3 separate regions of the Mus musculus genome follow, and regions 2 and 3 are each linked to region 1. Evidence: chromatin loops called from intact Hi-C (ENCODE). Cell type or tissue: left cerebral cortex. All regions are shown on one strand. Region 1 holds the start of Zfp65 (zinc finger protein 65). Region 2 holds the start of Zfp273 (zinc finger protein 273). Region 3 holds the start of Mterf3 (mitochondrial transcription termination factor 3).

Region 1 (8,000 bases):
GAGAGTCGCTGCCCGTCTCTGTGTGTACTAACAAGCATCCTCATCTGTTGTTATCAGCCTCTTTCCTGCCTTTCCTCTCTTTGTTCTGTGCTCACAAATCTAACATCATCCATGTTTTCACTAATGACCATATTGCGTGCTGTAACATCACTGAATAATATCACAAATTAAGCAGTGAATTGAGGAGCAAAACAGAGAGAAACTGTACCGCAATTCCCTAAGTCTTTTACTTTTATGATGTCACTAAAAACTCATTCAAACTAAAGACATGCACTTGTAACCACATTAAGATGACCTCAAAATTACCAAAAAGAAGAATATAAAGAAAAATAATGTATTTGGGTTAAGGAATATAGAGCTGTTTCATAATGGAAAAAAATAAAGGAAGCTGTTTTAAGTCAGACACACAAAACTAATAAAACAACAATCACTTTTGCAGCATGTGGCTGACTGGTGGTCATGCCTGTATTTTTTTCCTAAAAACCATATGACTAGATTTCATTAAAAAAAAAAACAACAACAACAACAATATAAAAGATCATGCTGGCATTTGCCCTTAGTATACTACAAGATATCATAAGATAGAAAGGTTCCCTATGCACAAGGGTAAGTACGCTTAACAATGAAAATGGCCGTCTTAGCAAAATCAACCTACAAATTCAATGCACTTCTCACCAAAATTCCCACGTAATTCTTTACAGATCTTTAAAGAACAATTCTCAATTTGATAATTATATATATATATATATATATATATATATATATATATATATATAAAGGCCCATGTTGCTGTACCATCAATACATTGTAAGGAATGTGTTTTGATGTACAAGGCAGGATTCTGACTTCACATACTCCTATATTTTTCCTAAAGATTAGCAACATTAACTAGGAAATGTCTATTAATCTAGATAGGGTTGCAAACTCATTGAAAATCCCAGTAGATAGGACGGAGTTGTCTGAAGCCCATACTTCCTTAGAGTCAGCTTCAATGCCATGAGCCAGGCTCACTAATTCTTGATTTGACTGAAGAGTGACAATATAAGCAAGATCACCTGAGATAGGGGGAGGGGCTGTGGAGGAGAAACCCTGAAAAAGCAAACACAAAAACAAAAAAAAAAAATGAGTGTCTGACTGTGAATGCAAAACTCTTGTAAGGGGTCTGTGTGTGCAGAGACTGGTGGCCCATGTGGAAGTTCACGGAGGGGCAGAGCCTGGAATTCTGCAGGTTCAGGGTTGGCTGCCTTACCTTGGGCTGGTTTTCTCTTCAAGGGCAGTCATTACCTTACTCTGTAGTGGACCACACAGCTTGTGACAATAGTTTAAAAGAAACTCCCAGAATCCACTGACTAGGCAGAACATGAGCTTCTATCAGTCCAAAAGCTAAAATCTCATCAAATGGTATCTTTGGTGAATAGAACATCTCCCATGTCTCACAGTACATACCTCTATCAGACTCACATCAATGTATTTTAAAATTTACTTGGCTAATGACATTATTTGTTCTGTAAAACCATGAAACTGCTTCCAAGTTGGAGTATGGAATTTTCACTAAACTAAATCTGTCTTCTCAGATCATGGCCAATTAAATGGCTCTGGGCTAAACTATTCTCTTAACCCTTCAAGAGGAGAACTGTGCATTTTGCATGAACAGGAACCTACTATGTGTAAACCTTAAGACCCCCAAGTGTGCTACAGCTTTTGAAATTTATCTTACAGTCTCTCAAAGACAGTACAAAAACTTGGGGAATCCTTTCTAGAACTATCCAGGAAGCATCAGTAAACCAGAAAGCCACATTGAGGGACAGAGTACTTTTAGAAGAGATTAGTCACTGCTGATAATGTGAACAGACAGAAGTAAATCATGTGGTAAGAGAACAATGTTCAGAGCCTGGCCTATTAGCAGAGATATTTTCTCCCTTCCCTTTCAGGCATTCCAGCCCCTCCCTGCGATCTTTCTCTCATCACACAAGTGTACTATCCTATCAGAAATGCAGTCCAAATTTTGAAAAAATAAATATACTCAGATAGTATTATTGGGGCACTGCTGTCTAGTGATTTTAAGCTTAAGTGTAAAATCCATAATTATTTGGATTGTGCCAACATAAGTTCAAAACAATTCCAAGATTATTCTGTAGCTACATAGCCTTGTATTGTGACGACTCAGGTCACAGAGGTGTACATTAGGAATTCCTACTCAACCCGAGGCATCCATAAATCTAACAATTCATTCCAAAAGAAAAGAAACTAACATCCCACACAACAGTCGCCCTCACAAGACTCTCTGTCCCTGGAACTTCCGGAAGTTCTGTAAGTGCTGGGACTCAGACTACAATCACATGAGTAAGGGTCAGCTAGGCAGAGCAAAGTAGAATGCTCCCTTCAGCATCTCCGCACAGGCAGTCAGCAGACCCAGCCTGCCCTTGCCATCCCCTTGTCTCTAACATTCTTCCCGGCCAATCCTGCTCCTAGGGGCAGTGGCCCATCCTAGGTCAACACAGTACCTCCAGGTCGGCGGCCCCCTCGCCCCCCGCCCCCCCCCCCCCCCCGTCTCCCAACCAGCCTGAGCCAGCTCCCTCCGCGCCTGACCCGCCATCCTGCACAGTCCCTCAGATCTGTACGACCGCACTGCTCCCTGCACCAACCTCCATGTCAGGGATCCAAACCCAAGACACTCGATTAACTTTGGGGAGAAGCAAGGTTTAAGAACGAATCCGGAAGTTTGGTACCAACGGCCCCTTCTGGAGTCGTCATAATTGTTGGGACTACATCTCCCACAAATCAGTGTAAAGGACTTCCAGGAACACACCAAAGGAGTTCGGTGCACTGCCTGGGTACCTGCCTAAGTGTGAGCAAGTGAAATTGGAAAGAAACAGGCACATGGGCAGCCACAGGGCATTCGGGCTCTTTTGAAGTGCTGTGGTCTCAGCAAGGGATGTTAGCCTGTGAGTCGAGCCTTTCTCAGTAATGTTAATTATACATGCTAGTTATTTCTGCTAAAACGTGATTTTAAAGCTCAAATCTACTTATGAAATCATACTAACACATGGGAAATCATGCTTTCATGGTCTGCTTTACTTAAAAATAAGGAAGCAGGAAGGTAATGTAGGACTGAGCATTTCTTTAATGAAACCACGCTTGGTGATCCCGCCTGACATGCAGCATCTCAGGTGCTTAAGACAGAAGAACAGGAAATCAAAACTAGTCACCACCGGGTGTTCTCTGAGCACAGGCTTTCCTCCTCCCCATCTCCCAGCAGGAGGCGCAGAGCTCCTGGGATCACACTGGTGAGTCTACTGACTTTTGGTACACTGTGCACTATAGGATTTCCCTTGTTCCCTTTGATGTTCCTTATAGAATTTCCTCTCTCTCCTGATCATGCCATCATTCATGTTTCAGACTATTTAATATTTGGTATCTGTCTTGAACTTCCCTCACTTCTTTAGGAAAGTTTATTCCTGTGCAGTTCATGCTTGAGACAAAGGTATGAACCCCATCCATCACAAGGAAGATTTCATGTTTCTGTGATGCATTCTGATTCACAGGGAAACTGATTCAGAACAGAGACTATGTGAAGTTCCTATCAATTCTTGTATTCCAGGCAGTGTGTTAACCCAGGGATACAGCTCCACTTAGAGAAACTAGAGTCAAGCAGTACATTCACCTGAACACTTGATTGGCATGTCTGTTTAGAATGAGGTCATGACTAGTCTGTACTCCTCCTGAATGCTGCAGTGAAGGGCACTGTCATCAACCATAAGGCCTTAGCATTTCTGGACATGTCTAGGATTCCAGTGTACATGTGCATGTGCGTGTGTGTGCATGTATGTTTGTGTCTGTTACATGTAAACCTACCTGAGAGGGCACTGACTCCTCTGGGAGGTGCTGATCTGTGAGGATGCAGCATTCACCCTCAACTGTTCTGCAGTTTCCATTTCCTCCTAGTGGGATTGGTTAATTCAAGAGGAAGAGGAGGAACTAATATGGTATAGGAACAAAACGAACATGCAGAACCTAACTGAACATACAGGAAGCCCCATTTAGCATGATATTAGGGGCCCAGGCATACTTAGGGAGAGTTTACCACAGTCTGATTCTCAGGCCTTATATGTTTCCTTAGACCATGTTGGCAGTTTCAACTTTATCAGACATACTATCATTTTATAAAAACTTGATTATTTTAGTTTCACCCATACAAACATTCTGGATTAGCTGTGAGATTTGACCAAATTCCTCTAAAATCTATGTTCACTTACAGTAAGCGAAGGAGATTGTTATGTAGTTGAGAGTAGGTAATATTCTTACAGAGCATGAGTTTGTTTTCTAATAATACTGTCCTTGCCCAGGTGACTATGGCATGAGAGAAGGTTCCTGCACAAACGTGGACAAAAGAACGTATGCTAAAAGAAGGAACATTCATAATGTCCATTTGCCAGAGATCCTTAGGTCTGAGTCCTCTGAGATTAACTCCCGTAGGCAAAGAATGATGGGTTTCTGGACAAATGGCTCTTGCCTGACAGCCTGTCTTGTTAAACTACTTGATAGCATAATGCTTCTGCTTGCTCTAAGCTGTACAAATATAAGGTTGTATAGCAAGATCAGCTAGCCAATTGCCTTCTGTCAAGGGCCCAGATAAATGCGTGTCCATAAATGACTTATAAAAAACACAGGGAGGTTCTGTTTTGAAATAAAAGTTGTAACTTAAATAAAAGTGAAGATATGGTAGCTTTGTTTAGAACCAGAGTAGCGGTTTCAATAGCTGGGAAAAGATTAACTACATATTGTGAATCAAAGTAGAGATTAAAAGGACAGCTTTGCAACTTAGTAAAGGCAAAAATCACAGCGATTAGTGCAGGAGTTTCAGGGGGTTCCACTAATGATGAAAGAAAGAAAACTAAATTCAAGAGTTTAAAGCCCTAGCCAGAAAGTTTATTCAAGGTCCATGTCTCATGTGGCTTGCTAGTTAGGAGGGCTTTTTTGGGCTTAGAGCAAAGAACAAAGGCTGTAAAGTCATCCCAGGAACCAACTATCCATTGAGATAAGAAAGGCACGAAAGGACAATCTCTGGACAAGCTAAAGATAGTAATGGACCACCTGCTGATATGGTTTGGGTTTTAGCCAGATGTCCTGCCGACCAAGATAAACACCTTCCCTTTAGAGTTACTATCACATACTGGTCTCTGATGTTTAAATTGCCCATTTGTGTGTAACTGCGCCGATTCCTCCCCCAGTTCCAGACCCTTTTTCTACAAAAACCTCTAGCTTTCGAGCCTAGTGGCCAATATCTGTTACCTCCTGTGTGAGATGCATGTCAGTCCTGAGCTCCGTCATTAAACTACTTCGTGTGTTTACATCAAGACGGTCATTTTCGTGATTTTTGGTTCCACGCCGAATCATGAACAGAGTGTGGGTTTCCCCACTAGGTTCTTTCAGTGATAGCTACAGGCTTGCCTTTTGCAGATCCGTCAGTAAAAGCTAAAGCTGCACTGGGCAAGTGATCAACAGAATACTAAAATGGAAAGGTAATCCATAGAGTTTTCAAAAATCATAACAAAGGATGACTGGACAAATGGTGTAAACTCTGGCCTGTAAAGCTAATTCACACAATCTGCCAATCTTCTGAATGTAAAAGAACTTCAGTCAGTTGTTCATTGTTATACCCATTACTTCCTTACTGCACCTGAACCCTTTGGAAATCATGTGAGTCACCAGAGTAATCTAGGAGTGACAGGTTGATGGATAGACTCCAAAGGACCATCTTGCCATAACCCTCCTGTAGGGGTATGAACAGTAGTCAGTACTATAAAGCCCCATGCATCATCAAGTTTTGGGATTGTTTGTTTGTTTGGTTGGTTGGTTGGGTTTTTGGTTTTTTGAGACAGGGTTTCTCTGTGTAGCCTTGGCTGTCCTGGAACTCACTCTGTAGACCAGGCTGGCCTCGAACTCAGACATCTGCCTTCCTCTGCCTCCTGAGTGCTGGGATTAAAGGCGTGCAGCACCACGCCCGGCTCACATCATCAAGTTTTATCCTCTGTAGTTGTTGTTTATTTGTAGCCTCCCTCAGCCTTGAAGCAGGCTGATCCATACTTTGACCTTGTTGCCACTAAGAAGGAGATTACCTAGGGTAGAGCCTTCTGACCTTGATGGCTCTATTTGCTTTTTTACAAGGCTCTGCTTCCTGCTGAAAGGTCCTTGAGATATTCCGGAGATCTCCTAAGGGCTGGCTCCAGGCACCAAGAATGGGCTGGCGGGGGATGGGCCTACACTATTTATAAGCACGGACTCTCAGTAAACTTCAGAGGCTTTGAACAGAAAGGTTTGTCTTGGCCTTGCTCTTTTCGCTGTCTGATCTCTTTCAGCCCCAGCCCGCCTTTCCGGGGAGCCCAGTTCACATGGCCATAGGCGGCTACATTTATTAATAGCCTGTTCCATAATTATTAATGCATTTTTGCTTCCTCAGTTCAGAAGTGAGAAGGTTGGGGGTTAGAGTCACCTTTAAGTATGTCAAATAAGACTTAAGCTCCTCAGTGGTTAATTTAAGAAAAGGAAAAATCCAATTAATTTCCCCTAAATTTCTTTGAAAGTCACTTCATGAGTTACTTTAAATGTTACTTTGCTTTTATAAAGCTTTAAAAGTTGATGGGCCACAGTCTCTGAATAATTAACTCTTCCCAAAAGTTCCGTAACATTACGACTGAGAAAGTGGAATACAGCATGAAAAAACATGTTAGAACACATATAGAATGACTTTGGAAACATGATGTAATTATAATTTTAGTTTGAACATAAACGTCACATGCTTTGCTCTGTACATTTGATGATTACACGAATCTGTTCATTTTAAAGAGTCCATACATCTTTCTGTGTCTTAAAGCACTGAAAGACCTCCGAAGGGAGACCCTCACTCAAGTCTTGGTATAATAGCGGACCCCCAAGAACTCACGAGAGACCAAGCTTGATGCAAACCACAGGAGGCTTTATTCAGGGAAAGCCAGAGCTCTGGGGATGACTCGTATTCCACACAGGGGTAGAGGAGTCGATCCTAAGGGGAAAGGGGTCCCAGTTTTTATAGGCCCTCAGGGGGGGAAGAAAAAGGGGGAAGTAGGGGATTTCCAGATCTAAACAATGTTTCTCAAGAAATGGGAATGGGAGGGAAACAAGGAAAGAGTCTAATGCAGGTGTAGTAACTCCGGATTGGCCTCAGCTGTGGTTGCTGGGGAGATTTTCCGACTCTATCCCAGCAACCAATATCACAAACACCTGGCAGTGAGGTGCAGCAGAGGGCACACACCTGAGTTCAAGGAATGGCCAGAACATTGGCATACACATGGGTTCAAGGAGCCACCAGAGCATTGTGCACCTCTATTTTTCTAGATCAGTGAAGCTACATCTACTAACAATAAAATCTGTTTTGCCAATTTCAGGGCTTCTATGACCTTTTACATTCTGTCAGGATCTTTCAGCACCAGTACATGGAGTGTACTCAGTAAAGCGTGAGGACCTGCACCCTGATCCATCTGGCTTATTTTTACATAGATTCTGGAAAGAGGAGAACAAGGGAAAACAGACTTAGAATTGGCATGGGACCAGACACCTTTCACATCAACATTTCTATGTAAGATAATGACTATGGAGGACACTATGACAGATAACTGTGTAACATAAAATGACAATGTAATGAGAATCTGGGTTCCTTGCTTATGTGTTTGACTCCTGTTCAATTCTTTCTAATTTCTTCTCATGGTCACTGACATATCATACAGACTGGGGAGAAAGAAATGTCATCAGAGAACTTCTGCTGTAGGGCCCAGAGAGAACAAAGCAGGGCATCCCTAAAATTTCTCTCTGCTTCTGGGACATTTTCCGCCTGCCTAATACAGTTTCTGACTGTAGCCAATCTGCCTAATTATTAAATCCCTTATATTAAACCCTTTCTTTTCTCACGCCTAAGAAAGCAGTGTCTGGAAGTTGCGGCTAACTGCCTGTTACATTCCTAGATC
Region 2 (8,000 bases), 82 kb after region 1:
GGCAGTCTTGGGTTCTATAAGAGAGCAGGCTGAGCAAGCCAGGGAAAGCAAGCCAGTAAGTAACATCCCTCCATGGCCTCTGCATCAGCTCCTGCTTTCTGACCTGCTTGAGTTCCAGTCCTGACATCCTTTGGTGATGAACAGCAGTATGGAAGCATAAGCTGAATAAAGACTTTCCTCCCCAACTTGCTTCTTGGTCATGATGTTTTGTCCAGGAATAGAAACCCTAAGACACATAGTTACCTATTGTTCTTTCTGTAGGGTTGAGGTCTCATGAGTGTTTTCTTATCCATGTCAGCATGTCTGATGGTGTCCTTGATCAGGACATGTTTAAGCAGTCTTCTTGAGGCCTTGTACTGTAGCATCTGATATTCCTAAGAAAGGATCCACAATCTTTCTGCTGCCTCCTCCATAATGATAGCCTTAGGAATGAGAGTTATTTTATAGTGTATCCATTGGGACTGAATTCCACAATTCTGCATTTTGATCCTGTTTTTCTGTCTGCCACAAAGAGAACTTTCCTTGATGGTGGGTGATGACTATAATTCCCGGTTGGTAGAAGGACATATATTTAGAATGTAGTTAGAGATTATGGTGATTTAGACAAGTGTAGGTTGTAGGTTCTCCTCCAAGATCCATGGATTTACTGAGTAGTTGGCTAGGTTTCCAACAGCAGGCATAATTTCCCTCTTATTAAAGTCTTAAGTCTAATTATATTTGTTGATTAGCACTGAGTTGTGTGTGTTACTACTACAAACTGTGGGGTTTTTGTCTTGCTCTTCACTGTTGTAGTTTATAGGCATCATACCTACATATGACTATTGGTTGCACCTTCTCTTTGGAAACTTGCATGATGCCTTCTGTTACCATTAAAGGTAGTCCAAAGGGAGGAGGCATTCAGGTTAGTTCTATGTTAGAGGTCTCTTGGCCTTGTGTATTTAAGTGCATGATGTCTATTGCAATAGGGACTTACTTACCATGGAAGGGTGTTGCTTTCTGGCTTGCTCTCCATGGCTTGCTCAGCATGCTTTCCTATAGAACCCAGGACTACCATCTCAGAGATGGCACCATTCACCATGGACTGGGGTCTTCCACCATTGATCACCAATTGTGAAAATGCCTTACAGCAGGATTTCATGGAGGTGTTTCTTCAACTAAGGCTCCTTGCTATCTGAGGACTCTATCTCATGTCATGTTAACACATAAAACCAGCCAATACAACTTTGACCAATAAGTCAAAAGAGGGATTCCTGTCCGTAGTGTTAAGGTTATGTTAGATGGTCTTCGGTTTTTGAAGCAGCATTAGCTCAGATGGGAAATTTTTCCTTTAAAAACTATTTTGTACTTATGCATGAACTTATGTATATTACAGATATTGTAAAGTAGATGGTTAATAGTATGATGTTTTAAGATGTTTTCAGATTTCCTTACTGGTATCCTATGGGCTCCCATGTGTATTTATTGACCTCTCCCCCTAATTATCCACTCTCTCGCCAGGTGTCCTCGTTGGAGTGACATCGTCTTTAAACCCCGCGTGGCAATCCCTGACGCACCGCCGTGATGCCCAGGGAAGACAGGGCGACCTGGAAGTCCAACTACTTCCTCAAGATCATCCAACTTTTGGATGATTACCCAAAATGCTTCATTGTGGGAGCAGACAATGTGGGCTCCAAGCAGATGCAGCAGATCTGCATGTCCCTCCGAGGGAAGGCCGTGGTGCTGATGGGCAAGAACACCATGATGCGCAAGGCCATCGGGGGCCACCTGGAGAACAACCCAGCTCTAGAGAAACTGCTGCCTCACATCCGGAGGAACATGGGCTTCGTGTTCACCAAGGAGGACTTCACTGAGATTCGGGATATACTGTTGGCCAATAAGGTGCCAGCTGCTGCTCGGGCTGGTGCCATCGCCCCGTGTGAGGTCACTGTGCCAGCTCAGAACACTGGTCTGGGGCCCGAGAAGACCTCCTTCTTCCAGGCTTTGGGCATCACCACGAAAATCTCCAGAGGCACCATTGAAATTCTGAGTGATGTGCAGCTGATAAAGACTGGAGACAAGGTGGGAGCCAGCGAGGCCACACTGCTGAACATGCTGAACATCTCCCCCTTCTCCTTCGGGCTGATCATCCAGCAGGTGTTTGACAACGACAGCATTTATAACCCGGAAGTGCTCGACATCACAGAGCAGGCCCTGCACTCTCGCTTCCTGGAGGGTGTCCGCAACGTGGCCAGTGTGTGTCTGCAGATGGGGTACCCGACTGTTGCCTCGGTGCCACACTCCATCATCAATGGGTACAAGCGCGTCCTGGCATTGTCTGTGGAGACTGAGTACACCTTCCCACTTGCTGAAAAGGTCAAGGCCTTCCTGGCTGATCCATCTGCATTTGAGGCTGCTGCCCCTGTGGCTGCTGCCTACCACTGCTGCCCCTGCGGCTGCTGCAGCCCCTGCCAAAGCTGAAGCAAAGGAAGAGTCGGAGGAATCAGATGAGGATATGGGATTTGGTCTCTTTGACTAATCCCGCCAAAGCAACCAAGTCAGCCTGCTTAATTTGAGAAAGATGGAAATAAAGGCTTACTTCTCTTAAAAAAAAAAAAAAAAAAGAGTCCACATTCCCCATCAGATCACTTATATCCTGCTATTCTCTCTGTTGCCTCCTGCCCCTCCTGGGCCTTGGAAATGGTTCCTTTTAACTTTCCTAATTTCTGTAGTCAGTCCAGTGATTGTACTCACATCTGAACATCTGGAATTAGCAACTGCAGAGAGAACATATGATATTTGTCTTTCTTGGTTTGAGTTACCTTGCTCAGTACAATTACTCTTTCCCAGTTCTATTTATCTGAAAATTTTATTATTGATTTTTCTTTCCAGCTGAATAACATTCCATTTCACATATGGACCATATTTTTATTACCAATTAATCTATTGAAGGACATTTGGAATGTTAATATTTACTAAGTAGAGCAGCAATGGTCGTGGCTGAGCAAGTGTCTGTGAAGCACACTGGAGGCTCTTCTGGGCATTTGCTAAGAACTGGTACAGCTGAGTCATATGGTAAGTGCCCTTGTTAGGGTTACTATTGCTGTGATGAAATACCATGACCATAAATCAAGTTGTGGAGGAAAGGGTTTATTTTTTTTTAGAGTTGCATATGGTAGTCTGTGGGCTTGTGTACTGTAGTCTTTCCACAGAGGTCACCCTGCTGGGTGCAAGGGTTCAAGCAAAAGTGAGAGAATGGGAGCAGGAAGGGGGAGTCATTTCCTCTGCCTCTGCTGCTGCAGCTGGATCCACCTCTGTCTTCAGCATTGCAGTCTCAGTTGCTCCATGTTACCCTACACTGAGTCAGGCCAGGCTGGTCTCACTAGCCAGCAAGGAGTGTGAGGGAGGTTCAGGTGGCATTTTGGGAGAGCAGACCTCTTGCCACACCACCTCCAGTAGGATCTGTGTTACAAGTTCCACAGACTAAGGCAATTGACCTCAAAAGGGGGAGGCCTCCTGGAACCAGTTGTTGAACTCTTCACCAGAGAAAAAATTTTGAGTCGTAGTTCTCATGTCAATCTATCTGTTTTGTTTTCTCTTATTCCTTTTCTTATTTATATGTTCCTGGTAGCCTAGGCCAAGATCTTAAGTGAGAATAATGGGTAAGAAATAATCCCTAGAGATTGGGCCACTAACATGACCTTAACCCCAGGGAAACCAACACTTTACTTTCTAAATCATTTACAAAATTATTATGATAAAAACTTTCCCAACAATAAAATTTCATATGGCTACACATGTGTCATCGGAGGTGGATTTTGGTATATGTTAAAGAAAGCCTTAATTAGGAAGAATTAAAGTAGTTTAAATTTATACACTGAAGATTATAAAAAATCAGGCACTAGATGTTAAATAATTCCATGGGGCTGGAAAGTTAGTTTAGCACTGATCATTAAAGATTTATTAACCTGCTCCTAGAAATATGCCACTAGCTTTGGACGGCAGCCCCCACTGGATACATCCTTTTAGAATTGTTATATTTTGATGATTTATGATGATGTTACCTGTTCTGTTTGCAATGCACTGAATACATGGTTTCAGAGTTGTAATGCTTGGATGATTTTTCTACTTTACTGTGCCAAATGATTTTTGTTGGTATCTGTGAATGTTTCATTTGGATGTAGTTTCTAAGAGATGTAATGTTTAGTTTTTTAATGTATAATATCTCCTGCTTGAGAGCTGCAGAATACACTCAGATTCAAACTGCCTATGTGTTTGTTTCTATTTGTCACTGTCAAAACCTTATCCACCTAGCTTCAAGGACCCTCATTCCAGGGACCCTCATACTTGACTGTGGTGCTCCGCGGCAATCTCTTATGATAGAAATCCTATGATGAGTGATGAATAGTGTGTCAAGAGTCAGTTCACTGGCCATATTGAGCCCAAGATCAGTTTTCCTCCCATTGAGAGTAGAGCCAGGAGCTGGAAGAACATCTGGTGGTGAATAGTTGTGTGAGATTGTGAAAGAGAATCCGGTAAAGCTCTGGCACAGCTCTCTCAAATATTAAATTGTTTACACGGATTAATTGAGGAACGTGTGGACAAGGGACTAAGGACAGAAGAAAATCTCAAAGGGTTTCTGGGGCTTATCGGTAAGAGATATCTGTGTTTCCTAGCCCATATCCGCCCCAAACTGTGGATTTCAGTGTACACACCAAAATTGTTCTGTTTTTTGTTTTTGTTCTCCTCTTTGATTTAGTGTCATAATGGATGTTAAACCTAGGCCTCCTTTACTCCAGGCAAGTGCTTCACCAGTGAGTAGCCCCCCATCTCTTTTGGTAGTGTGTAATTTGGGACATAGACTTGTGATTCTTCTGTCTCAAACCCCTGAGCTTTTTAAGACACAGCATTGATCAGAGTAAGAAGTAAACTTAATACACATTACTGTAAAAGGCTGCACTCATATTCGCAAATTGCCCTTTGTAAATTTGGGATTTTTAAAGGAGCCTAATTCCAGTTAAATACAATCCATGACCTATAAACCCTCTGACTTCTTTGGTTCAGGGCAGTCCTTCGCATAGACTTCTGGGAAATGTAGTTTCTCTCTGCATGACCCCGCTAGACAGGACTCTGCTCTCTGTGCTTCCGGGTTCATTTTGCATTTGTGATTCTCCAAACTCTGCGGCGTTCTCAAAGTTCGGACAGTGTGGCTTGTTCTTCGCGCTTAACATGGAGGTTGGTCCCGGGTGCAGCCTAGACTTGCAAACCTCATGAACTCTGAGGTTGGGCGGGTCCGGCGTGCAGGGAGCCGGTGAGGGCTGGGCGGGAGGCGGAGAGAAGCCCACTTGGATGTGCAATGCAGATCTAGGCTTGGCCAGAGTGCAGGGGTGGGGCGCACGCACGGTGCCAGGAGCGAATGCTCTGTTAGGACGGAGCGACTGCCAGAGTCAATCATGTGTTTCAGGGACCTGAGAGGTGGCCTGCTAGTGCAAGAATGGAGATCGGAAAGCTTGAATCCTGTCTAGTGACGTCATGATTAGAGGGACTGCATTTCCCACAAGTCTATGCGAAGATCTCCAAAAGAGCGCTATTGCCCAAGGCTTTTCAATACCTTTAGGCTACTTTTAAAATACCAGATTTAAAGAGGTTGTTGTAGGAATATGATTCCACCTTTCAATGTCACTGTGTATTGAGTTTACGTCTTACTTTGATCGATATGTTGTGACTTTAAAAGCTCAGGTGTACCTAGAATCGTATGGCAGGAGGGAAAATGCACATTGACACAATTTTACCTTATGATAATGGAGCAAGGAGCTACACTGAGACACACCACATGGCTAGAGCAGGGTGGCTTGGCTGATCGTGCGGAAGCAGGCTATGATGAGAGCGCACACAGCCCCTTGGCTGGGGAAGCTTGCTGTTACTAGCTTTCACATTGCTATTGTCAGATCCCTCAGGAAATCTAGAGCAAGTGGGTTTTTCTGAGCCCTCCCATATTCTATGACAGGCCCAGGACTCTGGTTTTGAGTTCGTGTGGCTCATAGTTTCCAGGACAGGGAGTTCTGCGGGGGAGTTTGGTGTATGGGATGTTCGTCCCGTTTTCTTTGTGATAAATTGTTAGTTTTCAGGGCGGCTCACTTTGGATAGGAATCACTCCTTTACCCACTGTGACAGAACCCTCACATTCACACACCTGTATGAGGCAAAAAAAAAACAAAAAACAAAAACAAAAACAAAAAAAACAAAAAACAAAAAACAAAAAAACAAAACCAAAACCAAAACCTCATAGAGGGGGCGCTCTGAGCTTTGTACCTTCCCAGCTATCACTGATCCTATAGTACAGACTGGAAAATACTAGAAGATATTAACTCATAAAATTGCACCAGAGACTGCGATGTAAGAAATTTGTTTTCTTGTGGAAAGATTGAGAGATGAAGTTGAAGAGCTGTGGCTCACTCATGGAACTGTGATTGTAAACAGCTGGCTGCTCATCCCGTCCTTTGTATACACGTGTCTCCTCACCCTGCCATTTGTGCTGTTTTTGCCACACCAGTCAAATTGATTTGTATGCTGGAGACTGACTTACAGCATTAAAATCTATACCTAAGAAGCATGGGTTTAAACTACATTATCGTAAATACTAGTATTTTCTATGTATTTTTTTAAGATGTATTTATTTTTATTATATGTAAGTACACTGTAGCTGTCTTCATACACTCCAGAAGAGAGAGTCAGATCTCATTATATATGGTTGTGAGCCACCATGTGGTTGCTGGGATTTGAACTTCGGACCATCGGAAGAGCAGTCAGGTACTCTTACCCACTGAGCCATCTCACCAGCCCTCTATGTATTATCTAACTATATTAAAATAATATGGACACATTCTAGTCAATGCCACTGTCATCATTTGTATATTCTTGGATCAGGGAGTGGCACCATTTGGAGGTGTGGCCTTGTTGGAATAGGTGTGACCTGGTTGGAGTAGGTGTGTCACTGTGGGTGTGGGCTTAAGACACTCACTCTAGTTGCCTGGAAGTCAGTCTTCCACCCGCAACCTTTGGATGAAGATGTAGAACTCTCAGCTCTGCCTGTGCCATGCCTGCCTGGATACTGCCATGCTCCCACCTTGATGATTATGAACTGAACCTCTGAACCTGTAGGCCAGCCCCAAGTAAATGTTGTTTTTATAAGACTTGCCTTGGTCATGGTGTCTGATCACAGCAGTAAAACCCTAAGACAGAAGTTGGTACCAGGAGTGGGGTATTGCTGTGATAGGCCTGACCATGCTTTTATTTAAAAGAATGTGGATTTTGGGACTTTGGATTTGGAACAGAGTGGATTGCTTTAAATGGGGCTTAATGGATCATTATGGTAGGAATATGGAAGACTTTGTTGCTGTGAGTAATTTGAACTGTGTTGACCTGGCCCAAGAGATTTCAAAGGAGAAGTATTTCAGTATGTGGCATAAAGACTGTTTTTGTGGTATTTTGGTGAAGAATGTGGCTACTTTTTGCCCTTGTCTGAAAAGTCTGCCTGAGGCTAAGGTGAAGAGACTTGGATTAATTGCATTAATTGCATTGACAAAGGAAGTTTCAAAAAAGTCCAGCAGAGACTTTGTTCTCTGGTTAAGTCTCACAAAGAGAAGTTTGAACAAGCATAGCAAACTTAGAAAGGAAAAATATAAAATATATGGTTCGAGTATTAAGGGGTACCAGGAAGTGAAATGGAGCAAAATCCTGTGTTCTAGGAAATAACAGATTAAGGGAGTGGGACTTTGGGGCAAGATCCTACCCAGCTAAATTTAGGTCCAGGCATGGTGGTACACACTTTTAATCCCAGGAGACAGGCACAATGATCTCTGCATTCAAGGTCAACCTACAGAACAAGATCCAGGATAGTCAAGTTTAGGCAGTGAAGGATTTGGGAAACAGAAAGCCAGTGACAATGTAATAGTACACGCAGGTCATGTTCTAGTTCCTGCAAGCAGCAGAACTCCCACAGCTTCAGCCATGTGGCTCTGCCT
Region 3 (8,000 bases), 800 kb before region 1:
TTCAAGGGCAATCTGAGGTGTAACATAACTGTTCCCACTTAATCATTATTACACAGTTAAGTCACTATGTCGAAACTGTATATTCCAAAGATACATATAACAATTAAACCCTAGTAACTCTAGTTAATGCCAAAAGGACACTTTTCAAGAGAAGCTATAAAACAGAATATTTAGAAAGCAAACATCTTACACACTTAGCTATAAAAAAATCTGACACAAACCAATTAACCTAGGAGCTTATTAAAAAAGTTTAATAGAACTAAAAGAATAGAACCAACATTGTTCCTTTTTTTTTTCCTGGTATAAAACAGGATGTGAAATGGACGAGTACTGTCTAACTATGTAGTATGATCAAAACTATCTGTGAAAAGGGGGCTTTTCTCAATGTCCGGAATTACCTTCAAGAGGCAGCTCTGATTCAAGACTAAGTATCCTCTCCTGCTGTTCAGCCACTGAAGGAAGCAGAGTGCTTTCGGCAGAACTCTTTGTCCTATTTGTGCTGGCAGAATGGAAACGATTCCAGAACAAAGTCCTGTAAGTCTTAATTCCCCGCCGGAGAAAGCTCGTGTCAGAGGAGAGCAGAGGCTGAGCTGAGAAGCCGGGCAACACGGCTTTTCCTGCTCTTGCAGAGCGTTTGGTGACTTGTTTGGCTTTAATGAAGCTAGTCAACTTAACTGAGTTGAACCGTCTGGGTAACTGTTGGGCTAACAGAGCCATTTTCTTTTTGACATTTTAGTCTACAAAGGAAAAACACACCCATCAAAAGAAGAAAGATTAATTTACTCACATATTTAAAACAGTATTCAAACAGCAAAAACAAAAATAGATAATAAATTACTTTCAAAAACAAAGGATTTAAATAAATATGTCTGGGGTAGTCAAAAATTTCTAATACATCAAAAGCCAAAAATACAGGCAGTCTCAGTTACCAACCAAAACAGGAATTTCTGAACTGGAAAGATAAAGATATGCCTTACAATTTAAAAACAAAGAATGACGTTAAAGCAAAATTTTTTGTAAATGCTCAAATTACAATGCAACCAAATCAACTGTTAATCTGCTTTTTAAAAGAAACTATGGGCTGGCGAGATGGCTCAGTAGTTAAGAGCACCGACTACTCTCCTGAAGGTCCCGAGTTCAAATCCCAGCAACCACATGGTGGCTCACAACTGTCCGTAACAAAATCTGATGCCCTCTTCTGGAGGGTCTGAAGACAGCTACAGTGTACTTACATATAATAAATAAATAAATAAATCTTTAAAAAAAAAAAAAAGGAAACTATCAGCTGGGCATGGTGGCGCAAGCCTTTAATCCCAGCACTTGGGAGGCAGAGGCAGGTGGATTTCTGAGTTCGAGGCCAGCCTGGTCTACAAAGTGAGTTCCAGGACAGCCAGGGCTATACAGAGAAACCCTGTCTCGAAAAAACAAAACAAAACAAACAAACAAACAAAAAACCTATGGTTTGAAGTATATTTAGAAAATATGTTGCAGATTACTATAATACTGAGTTATTAAAATATATCTTATGGTTATAAATTAGTCAAAAGGTAAATGAAAAGAAAACCACCGTCTTAAATGAGTCACATTCCTAAATAAAACAGTGAAACTGTTGACCGAGTCTGAGACCCAGTTCTTCAAAACAGACTTGAACAAAATTGGTTTGGTAAAATTATGCTTGGAAAAAAAAAAAGTCTTTCAAACAAAAAGGGTCAAAATAGGGAGCAGCTGGGCCGGGAGTGAAGGCCTCCTAGAATTCTCCTCCTGAGACACAGATGTTGCACTGAAAGCTCAAGTCAAGCAGGAACAATGTAGTGAGACTGCCTAAAAGAAAAGAAAAAGAATAAAACCCAAACAAGTAACCAACTCCAAAACCAAAACAGCAGAAAGAACTGAGTACAATACCTAAATATTAATTAAAATAATCACTATAAAGGAGCGTGGAGTGGGGAGGTCATGCCTGTAATCCTAGCACTCAGAAGCCTGAGGCAAGATTGCTCAAAGTTCTACAAGTGTGACACGGCTCAAATAAATGAATAAATGGAAAGTGCTCAATAAATGTTAGCCAGCAGTATTCTCAACTAAACAGACAAAAAACCTGTAACTGTCAATTAACTCTTACTTATGCCGTTGTGTTCTGTTTCTCTAGCCAGAGGATTCAGATAGTTTTATGTCCTGAATAGGAAGAAACATTTGAGAGTTTAATCTCTTGTTATAGTTGGGGGATGCTTGCTAAGAATAATACAAGGGCAAATCTTTCCTTCTGAAGTGGTATAGGAAGGCGGTGTTGGCAATAACCTTGTGGAATAGGCAATTTTTGCTAAACTTTAGTTGGAAAGGGGCTTCCAAGCCTGCCAATTTTCCCCTCAAACTCCCTCTCATCTCCAAAATAGTTAAAGTAGGAACTAAGTTGTGCCACCTAGACAAGACCAAGCTTCGAGAGAAACTTCAGCACAGCCAGGCAGGTCCAATCTACAAGTGGGGGTCCTGACAGTCAAGACTGGATATGTCACTGTAGCCCACGATGATGGAGGTTCAGACACTATTCTCCACATGCTTTTACGTATGCTATTCTAGAAAAAAACACTGGTCCACTCTCAGCATCAAAGTACTTTTTATAATGTTGGGGATTACAATAAGGGCTCTAGGGTACTTACAAACCAGCTCCCAGAACCCCAATTTCATTCTAGAGTCTGTCCAGAATCAAATTCAATACCCTTTCCACATTTAGTAGACTCTGTTAAATTCTATTTGCATTCAAAGATCTGAGTGCTAAAGACTAATAATGTTCACCCTCCACTTTTACTTGCCAGTGCACTCCTTTTCACATAAATTTGCTGTCTCAGCAATGTCAATGATTGATAGTCTGTGCAGAAGGACAGCACAGTCCCGCCCCCTCTCGAGACCCACCTTCCCAGGGTCTTTTCAGCACCAAGCTAGAGGTTTGGAGGGTTCCAGTTTGTTGAGTGGAAGTGAGTCCAGGACAAATAAAGACACAAAGGACTCAGAAACGAGTAAAGATGTGCACTCGTGAATAACGCCTTACGGTATGTACATTAAGAGGGCAAAAGAAAAAAAAAAATCCTTAAAATCTCTCAAGTTCATTAGTAGGGTACGCCAGCTCTCAGCGGTTACCGGGCACTCTTGTTTTGTTGTTAGGAATAGGAACAAGAGCCGAAACAGGCTTTTCTAGGTTCAAAATCTTTACAACTAATCCCGAGCTCCGATGATGAAAGATGCACTTCGTAATAAAGGGCCTCTGGGCAGCGCAGCCGCAGTCCTTAGACTCTTTAACCAACCGGCTTTATCCGGGAAGGACTTCCGCAGGAAGCCGGGACATCCTCGGGGCCTTAGTCTGAAGCTGATGAACAAGCCCGGCGACGTTGCCACCACAAGGTTTAGGTACCGACCGATCGAGCCCGAACCTCCTCTCCGGGTCACCGATACCTACCAAGCCGCGAGGCTCCCGGACGCTGCTGGGTACAGGTAGGCCGGACAGTAATCCGGCCGGGCGGCGGTCTCGCGCTCCTGCTTCACAGCGACCGTGCAACCTACGCCGGGGATACGGTGCACCGTAGCTTCGCAAGCCGGCGATTCGCCACGCTAGGCCGGCACCGCCCCCCACGTGGGCTGCGCTGCGAATGGGCGAGACCATCTGCGGCGGCGCGGGAAGGGACGCCGCGGGGGACCGGGACAGAGCTGGCCTGGGGTTTGCAGGCCCTGGAGCTGGTCGCCGCGTTCCCAGGATCAGTCACTCCGCCGTAATGTGGGGAGGGTGAGAGCTCTACGATGTCGCCCTACTAGGCTGCTTCTTCAGGCTGCCTTCTCCCCCTGCTCCGGGACGCGGTGGTGGCGCCGCGACCCCGCCCTCGCGCGCGGGTCCTTCCCTGGGCTAGCACCCTTCTCAGGGTGCCAGACCCCGCCCCAGCGTCAGGCACCTTCGCTGCTGCGGTCCGTCGCTGCCGGGGTCCCAGCCTTCTAGGGCCGGGGCCTCCGGGGCCGCGGCAGGACGGGGAGAAGAACTATGGCGTCCTGCGTGGGGAGCAGGACTCTGAGCAAGGATGATGTGAACTACAGGATGCATTTCCGCATGATCAACGAGCAGCAAGTGGAGGACATCACCATAGACTTCTTCTACCGGCCGCACACCATCACCCTGCTCAGCTTCACCATCATCAGCCTCATGTACTTCGCCTTCACCAGGTAAGTCTGGCCTGGAGTCGCGCGGAGCGCCGGGGAGAGGAGGACAGAGACGACAGACCGAGAAGCAGTAGAGGGGAGGGTGGCCAGGTGTGGCTGGTGGTAAGGAAGTGAGTAGCTGTTCCACGCGTGCAAGCTCGGGGACACAAGGGCCACACAGCTCCTCTGCCTACCGCGTGGCTTACAGTCCTCTCCGCCTACTTTTCCACCTGCCACCCCTCATGTCCAAATCCCATCTTTCTCATTCACTACGTCGGACCACACCAGGAACTCATGCAGGTCACCTAGCTGGGTGATCCACACCCCTTGCTCTGTATCGTTCTCTGTCACTATCAGAAGGCTCTGATCTCTAACCACTCATCCGTGGTCTGTCTCCAGCAAATGGCATGAACCATTTCATGATTGAACCTCCTTCAACTCACACTACACACATAAAACACACACCATACACAGAAAAATCCTCTGGCATTCAGTATTACCAGGCACACACACAAATGTACATGTGAGGTGCACCACACTGTTTTTCCTTTTATATACATTTCCCAAAGTCATCTAATGTAACTCTTCTCCCAGTCTCAAACACCACCTCAATGCCACAGCATCAGCAGTCGCTGTTGACACACATCCCAGTGGATGCCTCCCATGAAGCACAAGCCAATACCCATCATTTCCAATGTACTGTACTCTATAGGCTACCGCTGACCACAAGGGGCACATCCTGCCCTCTCATGCATCTCTAAAATACTGGCTGAAAGGGGATAGTGGCAAGCAGTTGTGTATTATCTAGAGACTAGAGAATGCTAACCACACTAAACAAAACACATAAAATGCACACAACATAACATGGCTCTCTTATTCCCCTAAAAATATACACACATGTTCAGATCACTTCTAATAGCTGTGTATTTCGTACCTTACAAAGCTATTGTATCTGTGGCCCCTTGACCTCAGCCAAGGAGCTAATGGATCCTACAACATACACACCCCTATTTCTGTCTTATAATTTATATTATCTGAATTACATTTTTTAAAGAGAGGGGAGTCATACCCTATCCACCAAACCATTATGGCTTCCAAGAGTAACCAAGATTTCAAAACTGGCTGTGATTTTAGGGAAGTTATTTAACTTTGTTCTCAGTGTGAGGGTCCATGCCTATAAAATGAATAAAGAGTTTGTAATCACTTCAGGATTAGGAAGACTAAATGAGTGTGTGCACTGTTGAGTAGAATACCTGGTATATGGTGTCCTCAGTGTTTACCCTTCTTTTTGTTTGTGATAGGATTAGACTGTATAGCTTAAGCTACCCTTTAACCCTTACTCCTGCCTTAGCCCAGTGTTGTGAGTATAAGCTTGAACCACCACACCCAGCTTTTCCTGATATTTTTATCAGTAATCAGTCAAAGTCTGGGGAAGATAAGTTTTGAAGAAATGTCTGGTATGTCGTAAAGGGGAGGCCAGAGGCATGCCATGCTACATGAGACAGCATTGTACAACATAGACCACACATGAGACAGCACTGTACCACATAGACCACACATGAGACAGCACTGTACCACATAGACCACACATGAGACAGCACTGTACAACATAGACCACACATGAGACAGCATAGACTAAATTGCAGATGTTGATTTGTATAAATTACTTCAAACATAGAAACAGTAGGTAACAGTTATTCTTACCTAGGGGTGCCACTTCCATTGTTGTAAAGTATGCCACTCTTTTGCAGACGAGACCTGTCTTCCTATAGCATCTAGCCAGTCACATTTCTAGCTTTGGAGAGAACTCACTCTTGAGCCTAATTATGGTTACTGTCCACTACCCATCATGCCAGTGGATTTTACTCTATAAAAGTTGTATGACTGCCTAATTTGTTAGTCCCCAGTCTCCTCATCTGTACACAAAATGAAAATACCAGTATTAACACCTCATAGGATTGTCATAAGATAGTTGTTTCTTAGCTAAGTGCACGACACTGAGTTAAGCACCATTTCATTGTTTGATAAAGCTTTCTAAACTATATTTGTTGCTGAGAAGATACAGTATGTTCTGGAATTGAGAATGAAGGTAGAGGTATTAGAAAGTGAGCCTTGTATAACCATACCTGCTTATTTCACATTAACTTCTATTTAACTTCCTCTAATAGGTGGGTTTGAAGTGACAGAGTGGCGAAAGGGTTCTTTTGAAAGGACAAAAACTATATTATTATTATTTTATTTATATATTTTCATATTACACTAATTTTACATGATGAAAAGCAGAATGAATAATTTGTTCAATAGTGTATCTTTAAAATTATTGTAGGCTGTTTAAAATACAGCTTTTTCTTTTCTTTTCTTTTAATTAATTAATTAATTATTTATTTATTTGGTTTTTTTCGAGACAGGGTTTCTCTGTATAGCCCTGGCTGTCCTGGAACTAACTCTGTGTACCAGGCTGGCCTCGAACTCAGAAATCCGTCCGCCTGCCTCTGCCTCCTGCCTCTGCCTCCTGAGTGCTGGGATCAAAGACGTGCACCACCACACCCAGCAGCTTTTTCTTTTCTAATTCAGAAAGTAATGTTCTGGAATTTCTTTTTTAGGTCATATTCTGTCTAGTTGAAGCATTGTGGCAGAGAAGTATAAAAAAACGAGTACAAATATTAGCAGCTTGTGAAAAAGTAATTTAAAAAAAAAATCACCTGATCTTTGAGCTATGGTGCTTTCCAAAAGTTATAATAATTTTATTTCTTATGCTAATTTCATAAAGAAATCACATACTGATGAACTAATCCTGCATTTACTTTACATAAAATCAGATGCATAATTAATAGAATTAAAGAGTTACTAGTGTCTATTTTTGTAATAGTTTACGGTCCGTGTAAGTGGGATATTATAATGATAGCTAAGACTGTCTCATGAAGATTGAAAGTAATGGTTTCGCAACTAAAGAGTTTTTACTCTATGCTCTTTTTGTAATGACCTCTTTTTGTATATTATATAAACTTATATAAACTTATGGTTAGACAATGTTCAGTGCAATTCCTTCAATCAAACTTTTAAAACTATGGCTTAATTTTTCTTTCGCAAAGATTACTTAGCTAAGAGAATAGAATACTTGGAAGGTGTTGTATTACCAGAATGTAAGAACAGTGCTGGGTGAGATCATATGCTATGAATACCCAGCAAGAGTTTTAGATTGTGAAGGATTTGATACAGCAAACAGAAGTCTGAAGTAAGGTTGGATTTGTTCAGGAGTTCTTCTGTTAGATAGTTCTTTAGTTTGAGTATCACCCCAAGGGTTCTTATTGATGGGAGGTTCAATACAAGATGTTGCTATTGGAAGATGCTAGAACCGTTCAGAAATAGTACCTGTTGGGAAGTTCTTATGGTCACTGAGTGCATATTCTTGGACGGTTTCTTTTATTTATTTCACCCCCGAAATCTTACGAGGAGGCTCTTATAATGGAGGAAACTTGTTTCTCTTCCCCTATTTTAAATAGAGTCATTTAACATACTGACTTTCAAGCCAGCCAAGGCTACATACTAAGACTGTCTCAAAAACAAAAGAAAATGACACCCAAAATTTAACTCACACATGCTTCTGCCATTGTTACCCATGATTGAAAGGGTTGCCGTGAATTGGCAGCACTTGTCAACAGAAATTGTTCCCTGTGTAGATGACATTGTTTTAGTGCAAATGGCTGTACCTGTGTGATTATTAATTCATTTGCCCTTGTTTTCTCCAGATATAGAACTAAGAGAACAGGCAAGGGACAGGGGAATGGATAGATGTTTACTTTGTTTTTTGATTAGTGGTTTTT

Evidence for each region. Hi-C counts contacts between places; a loop is a spot of excess contacts. Peaks named below come from ENCODE experiments on the same cell type or tissue, not always from the same donor. Only the 100,000 strongest peaks of a DNase experiment are listed, where the experiment ranks them.
Region 2: it touches region 1 in a loop (2.0-fold over the local background); 8 of 42 quality-filtered maps call a loop at or near these places.
Region 3: it touches region 1 in a loop (2.7-fold over the local background); 2 of 42 quality-filtered maps call a loop at or near these places.

The regions. Positions count from the first base shown.
Region 1 is chr13:67,726,416-67,734,415 of GRCm38, forward strand. It overlaps Zfp65 (zinc finger protein 65), which reads right to left and starts at 2,758. Exons shown (of 4, transcript NM_145622.2): 1 at 2,646-2,758. The coding sequence starts at 2,651. It overlaps Zfp85os (zinc finger protein 85, opposite strand), which reads left to right and starts at 2,847. Exons shown (of 3, transcript NR_027969.1): 1 at 2,847-3,287. In left cerebral cortex, a CTCF peak has its summit at 3,255 (motif pointing right); DNase peaks (open chromatin) are centred at 2,345, 2,796 and 3,204; H3K4me3 peaks cover 1,498 bases; H3K27ac peaks cover 1,097 bases.
Region 2 is chr13:67,808,686-67,816,685 of GRCm38, forward strand. It overlaps Zfp273 (zinc finger protein 273), which reads left to right and starts at 5,131. Exons shown (of 4, transcript NM_198322.3): 1 at 5,131-5,211. The coding sequence starts at 5,206. The region is part of intron 2 of 4930525G20Rik (RIKEN cDNA 4930525G20 gene); the gene reads right to left. It also overlaps the pseudogene Gm9625. In left cerebral cortex, no CTCF peak of the experiment used is centred here; DNase peaks (open chromatin) are centred at 4,414, 5,165 and 5,435; H3K4me3 peaks cover 1,248 bases; H3K27ac peaks cover 1,236 bases.
Region 3 is chr13:66,929,487-66,937,486 of GRCm38, forward strand. It overlaps Mterf3 (mitochondrial transcription termination factor 3), which reads right to left and starts at 3,586. Exons shown (of 8, transcript NM_025547.4): 1 at 3,449-3,586; 2 at 399-737. The coding sequence starts at 717. It overlaps Ptdss1 (phosphatidylserine synthase 1), which reads left to right and starts at 3,344. Exons shown (of 13, transcript NM_008959.3): 1 at 3,344-4,200. The coding sequence starts at 4,022. In left cerebral cortex, a CTCF peak has its summit at 4,904; DNase peaks (open chromatin) are centred at 3,329, 3,568 and 3,852; H3K4me3 peaks cover 2,665 bases; H3K27ac peaks cover 1,543 bases.